Regions from separate parts of the Homo sapiens genome. Here region 2 is linked to region 1. The links are chromatin loops, found by intact Hi-C in ENCODE. Cell type or tissue: ovary. All regions are shown on one strand. Links, peaks and the distances in the headings refer to the core of each region. The heading gives the core; the rest is flanking DNA.

Region 1 (2,899 bases), core at 88-2,587:
CCAACCTCAGAACGCCCCGGAGCTTACAGCCAGGTGGATTGCTGCCTCCCCATCCTGAGGGACTCTTAAGGACAAAGAGCACTCCCCCAAAGGGCATGAGCAGAGAGCACTATATCCTGCTAAGAGGTCAGAGCTGTCGCCAGGCAAGGCTGCAGCAGTGTCCTGGGTAATCGTGGCAGCCTGGCCTTTGTTGTCCACACAAAATCTAAGGAGCCTCATAAAGACCAGGCAGCAGTGACAGGGGCTGGGCCAGGGCCCTGGGGAGCAAAGTTATGAATGAAAATGTAGAGGACCCAGCCACGAACCAGCAGGCCCTGCTTCCTGGTCCCACGACCAAGTGCCTACAGAAGCTTCTGGAAATTAATTGGTTGGTGCCTGAATTTCTTACAACAATGCCTCACCCTGAGGCCAGGGTCATGGCCACTCGTTGGACCCTCAGGGTCAGTGGCTTTATACGCAGGTATTCTTGTGACAAAACTCTCAGGATGCAGCAGGCCTCAAAGTGCCTTCCTTCCTAAATCCCTTCACCCCTCCCGCCATCAGGAAGAAACAGGAAAAAAAGTGAAGTCTGCAGCTCTTCTCAGTTGGGTCCTTGCCCCTGCAATTTTCTGGAATGAGTCAAGCATGGACACCTGTCCTATGTTGGAGGCATATCTATGGGGGCCAGGGATGGAGACATCGTTGTTATTGTGGCTAGGGAAGTGAGTGTGCGTGCGCGCGTGCGTGAGGGAGAAACTGGTTCTGTCGCCAAACCCCGCAGTCTCTGGACCTTTCTTCATTTTGCCCCTGGCTGTGAGAGGAACAAGAACCCTCCTCCCCCCTTTGCTTAGGAGGGAAAAGGGACATTTTGTCCCCACAAAGAAGCCAGCAACCCTTTTCTGCATAGACAAGGCTATTTATTCATAAGTCCAGCAATTTCTTATTCCCAACTCTTCTCAGTAAGCCCTACCCAAAATGCCAAATCCACCTCTTGAATCCACTCCCTACTGCTCCCTTCTCCTCCCCCCACCCAGCCCCCACCCCCAGTCACTGCCACCAACTCTCAGAAGTCTAAACTTTTGAGATTTACATGTGAAAACAGCGTTTCAAAACCTCGTGATTTGGGACAAGGAGACGCTTCTGTCCTTTGGGGGAAAACAAAACCCAACCGAAAATCATAAAGCTCAGAAGAAAACACCATCTCCCTCCAAATGCATTCCCTGGGCCCCCAACTCACACGTGCTCTGTAGCAGATAGGGCTTTCAATGTGTCTTTTGTTTGATGCTGATGTTTCAACATCCTCGACTTGAAGAGGGAAAGGTCAGCCCAAGGCTTGGGGTATTCACAAACCCACCCGGCCCCTGCACTGGGGCCAGGAGCCAGCAAGTGAGGGGCCAGGAATTTCCCCCACTCTGGACCCCCTCACAAAGCAGCCGGGGCTGAGAAGGCTAAGAAAGAGCTTGCTCTCTCATCTCAACTTCCCCGATAGCTCAACAGCAGCTTCACACTCCCGGGACCGTACAAGCGCCAGCGAACGCAGGCTGGAATTCACCAGCGCCAAGCTGCCCGGCTCTCCAGCCCCGGCGCCTGCCTCTTTATCTGTACCTTCAAAAACAGTAATAAGCAAACCCAGGCACCTCTGGGAACAGCCTCTGGCCTCCTGCCCTGCCCTGTGTAACCAGCCTGTCCTCACACCCACCAGGGAGGAGGAGTCGGCACTGGTTAACCCTCTGGTCTACCAGGCCCGGTTCCCAGGTTGCAGCAGGGAGACAAACTGTTGCTCAAGAAAATCCTTCAGAAAACCCTTGGCACCAGGAGGCAGCTCGGAGCGGCTCTGCACCCGGCGCGGAGCCAGGGGCTTCCACAGGCGGCCGCCCACTGCCCTTTTAAATCTTTGGGGCTGGGCCCTACTCTCCCATGCCCTGGGCTGTCCACCCAGAGGGCTCCAAATGTCCGTGGCAGAGCAGAGAGGAGGGAAAGGCTGGCCGAGCCGTGCCCTCACCCCGCCAGCCCAGCCGCCAGCTTCTTGGAGGACCTCTGAGAGAACATTTGTTTGGGCTGCCAAGTTAAATCTTCCTCCCTCATGTCAGGGCATTGGAAAAGCAGTCAGGGGAGAGGAGAAGGGGGAGAGCGCGCGGGGGAAGGAGCAGCGGGAGGGAGGGAGGGAGGGAGGCAGGCGGGCAGGCTCAAAGCCCCAGTTACTCGGGCACTGCCTACCCAGGAAGCTGACGGCTCCCGGGCAGGCGCAGCCGGGGCTCCGGGCACCGAAGCAGGGACCCGGCCGTCAGGCCTCCCCGGTCAGGCAAGGGTACCAAGCACCCTTGGCCCACCTGGGAGCGGCCCTCGCTCTGTGACCTGCTGGAGGGACGAGGTGGGAAGGGAAGGCAGAGAAGGAAAAAGTTTGCTGCAGGTAGAGGGGTAGGGCTGGGCGGCAGTGCCGACCGGCTGTCCCCGGGGAGGGGTGGGGGGCCCGGACCGGCTGCCCTGGCGCGCTCCCGTCCGCCCGCCCTCCCGCCCGGGTTGTTTACATTCCTGGAGTGTCTTTTAAACCCGGGGCTGAGGCCGGCTCCCGGCCTTCTCCGGCGGCTCCGGGGCAGTCTCCCGTGAAAATCTGCTGGCGCACAATGGCCGGGAAGGCGGCCGCCCCTCGCCCGCGCCCCCACCGCTCCAGGGCGGGGAGCCTGCCCTCCGCACCGCGCCCTATCCCCGCCCGGCCGGCTTCCTGGACAGATGTCCCCAGCGAGGGGGCGACGCGCGCCCGCTGCCCGCGCCCTAGACGCCGAGGCCGCGCTCCCCACTGTTTTTTCCCCAGCCCAGACGCCAGGAATGTGAAGCAAGCTTCCAGAACCCGCCTCCCCCCCCCGACCCCGGCTCCAGCCCCGGCCCCCCAACCTCCGCCCCGGCTGGCCTCCCACTCCCC
Region 2 (2,899 bases), core at 162-2,661, 110 kb before region 1:
TTTCTGTCCCTGATGGTGGAAGGAAGACAGAGGTTCCTGGAATCCTCCCCTCTGCTCACCTCCCCAGAACCTCCCCTTTTCTTCTAAACATTCTGCACACTGTCCTCCCACAGGAAGACAGGCCACGGAGCAGAGCCACCTGGAGGCTCTGAACCAGAGGCCCTGTCCAGTATCCCACCTCAAGGCACCGAGGCAACGCTGGCCGACGTTTCCTGAGGGTCTGATATTGCACCCTTCATCTCCTTTAAACAACCCTATGAAGTAGACAGGAATAGTCCCTTTTATTGAGAAGGCACTGGAGGCTAAGAGAGTGTCATGAGTATGTCCAAGTTCACAGAGCTAATAAGGGGCACAGCTGGGATTCCAGCCCTGGTCTGACCCCAAAACCCAGCCCTTAACTGGTGATGATGATGATGATAGGATAACAGCCGTGCCTTCCTGAACTCACTATGTCCTCTGCCCTGCTTGAAGCACTCTGCAAATATTGATTTGTTTTATTCTTTCAACCATCCCACATAGTACACGATATAATTAGCTCCTTTGCACAGATGGGAAAACTGAGACACAGCATTGAAAGCAACACAGCCAAGGGCATTGCTAGTAACTCACAGTGCCAATGTTTGAACCCAACCAGGCAGACTTCAGAGCTCACGCTCGTAACCCATGTAACACACTCTTTCTCCAACCATGGGGATACCGTCTCCCAGCCTTGCATCCTTCATTCTGGATGGTTCTGGGACCCTGTTAGGGCAGGCAGCAGTTTAGGGGCCCAAGTTTTTCCCTTCATAGAGCTCATCAACCTAGAGAACTGGGGAATATCAAGCAGGACCTGGACTGTGTCTCTGCACACATGGGTGTGTGCGTGTGTGTGTGTGTGTGTGTGTGTGCGCGTGCACGAGCCTCAGGCCTGTGCTGCGTCCCGGGTGTGCATGCAGCTGATTTATAACCCTCCAAGAAAACAGAATTGCAAATCTCACCCACAAATCTTCCTTATCGAGGTACTTGCGACAGGCAGACACGTCGTGAATTCCCAAGAACAGGCAGGCCTCCCCACCAGCCTTGGCTCCCTTGTGCTCCCTGCACCATGGGGCCTGAAAGGGGCCAAGGGTTAGCTCTGACAGGTCCCTCTGGCTGCCAGCAGTCTGGCCAGTCCACTCCTGGGATTGGGTGCCAACCTAGGTTGACTTGGTACTGCTTATCAGAAATGCTGGCTCCTTAGTGACCCAGTCCAGGGAGAGCCTCATCAAGTACAGTTCCAGGACCCTCCTGGCTGACTCACCATACTAACTGCCCTACTCCAGCCCTCACTGCTCAGATGGTGAAGGGCAGGGCCTTGAAACACCTACAGACCCGAGGAGGAGGAAAACAGTGTACATCTAATGGATACGTACCATGCACACACCACGGACAGCACTAAGTGTTCAAGATTTATTTCATTTAATCGCCATGGAGACCCTGGAGACAAGGCCCAGAGAAGTCAAGTGACTGGGCTCGGCCTCGGAAGGCAGGCAGTCTGATTCTAGAGGCTGTGCTCGGAACCACTCCGCTGTGTTTTCTTCAACCCTGGGCCTCTTCAAATCCTCAAGCCTCTTAGGGCTCTCAGGCCCTGTCCCTGGCATACATACGCTTACCCACTTTCCCCCAGAGGGGTTTGGATCCACTGGGGTCACCTTGCTGGTATTTAATCCCATCCCAGTATTCATAGTTGTGGACCCCTGGGAGACATTCCTAGCTCCTGCACACCCAGAACCAATGCTGCTGCACTCTGAGTCCAGCTGACACTCTCCCCCCAAACCCAGCCCATACCTCACCCACAGAGCTCTCTCGAGAAGCAGGCCCTCTCGGGGGTCTGCAGTCACCCAGTCGATACTCCTGGCCCCCACCTTCTCCTGGAGGTGGGCAAGAAGGAGGTGGGTGCATCAGGCAGCAGCTGGAGGCAGCCAGGCAGCCCAGACTTGGCTGTCCTCTAAACTGCTGTGTGACCTAGGCCAGTCCCCTGCCCTTTCTGAGTTTTGTCTTTTTCATCTGAAAAATGAGCTTGGGCGGATTAAATTGCATGAGCAGGACATAGCCCTTGCCCCTCGGGAGAGGTGCGTCCATGCATGCACACACGCATGTGCACATACACACACACAGTTCTGGTAATGTCAGGTGACTGAATTCCCCATCCCAGCCCAAACAGAACCAGGGACCAGCCCATCCTTCCTGTGAGGTGTCTCTTGTCTCTCTCCAGCTTGGCACTGGGTGAGTCCTGGCTCCTCCTCCTCCTCCAGTTCAGACTCCTGCAGCCCCAAACCTGTAATCCCCAGCAGGGAAAATGACAGCCTTGTCCAGCAGCCGCCCTCAGCTGCCGGTGGGGAGCCGGGCGGTGGCTGTGGTGGTGGTGGCTGGGAGGCGGGCCGGGACATGCAGCCGCCAAGTCAGGGGAGGTCAATGACGGGGACAAATGCCATGGGGACTGTGGGTTGTGGGTAGAGGAAGGATGAGAGAGAAGAGCAGGGAGGGATGGGCTCAAGGTCCCAGGGCTGGCCTGAGGCTGGCCTGAGGCAGGATGAGGCCCAGAGGGGGTCACAAAGGGGTGTGACCTGGACAGCCAGGGCCTAGAGGACAGCAAGGTGAGCACTGCCCACGGTTTGGGGTTTGGGGAGCTATAAGCACAATGATGCCTGGGCTTCACCCCGGCTCCCTGGGAGGGCCTAGGAACCTTGAGAAAGTGCCTCTGGGGTCTGGTTGCAGCCGGTGGGCAGGTGGCTGCTCAAGCCCCTGGGATGCCTCCGCCCCAAGGAGGTGCTGGGGTTGCTCCTGCCTCTGCTGTCTCCCCCTCAGAATCCACCGCCACTTGGCAGGAGGACAAGGCTACAAACGGCACCAGTGACACCACAACTGCATCTGCCCAGCC

What was found. Peaks named below come from ENCODE experiments on the same cell type or tissue, not always from the same donor. Only the 100,000 strongest peaks of a DNase experiment are listed, where the experiment ranks them.
Region 2: it touches region 1 in a loop (9-fold over the local background); 100 of 110 quality-filtered maps call a loop at or near these places.

The regions. Positions count from the first base shown.
Region 1 is chr10:79,070,090-79,072,988 of GRCh38, reverse strand. The region is part of intron 1 of ZMIZ1 (zinc finger MIZ-type containing 1); the gene reads right to left. Among named protein-coding and RNA genes, the nearest start is that of ZMIZ1, 2.6 kb to the right of the region's middle. RefSeq lists an enhancer at 204-707. In ovary, for the core only: no CTCF peak of the experiment used is centred there; DNase peaks (open chromatin) are centred at 1,648 and 2,108; H3K4me3 peaks cover 1,689 bases; H3K27ac peaks cover 1,947 bases.
Region 2 is chr10:79,181,347-79,184,245 of GRCh38, reverse strand. The region is part of intron 4 of ZMIZ1 (zinc finger MIZ-type containing 1); the gene reads right to left. Among named protein-coding and RNA genes, the nearest start is that of ZMIZ1, 110 kb to the right of the region's middle. RefSeq lists enhancers at 1-580, 2,106-2,722. In ovary, for the core only: no CTCF peak of the experiment used is centred there; no DNase peak of the experiment used is centred there; H3K27ac peaks cover 2,500 bases.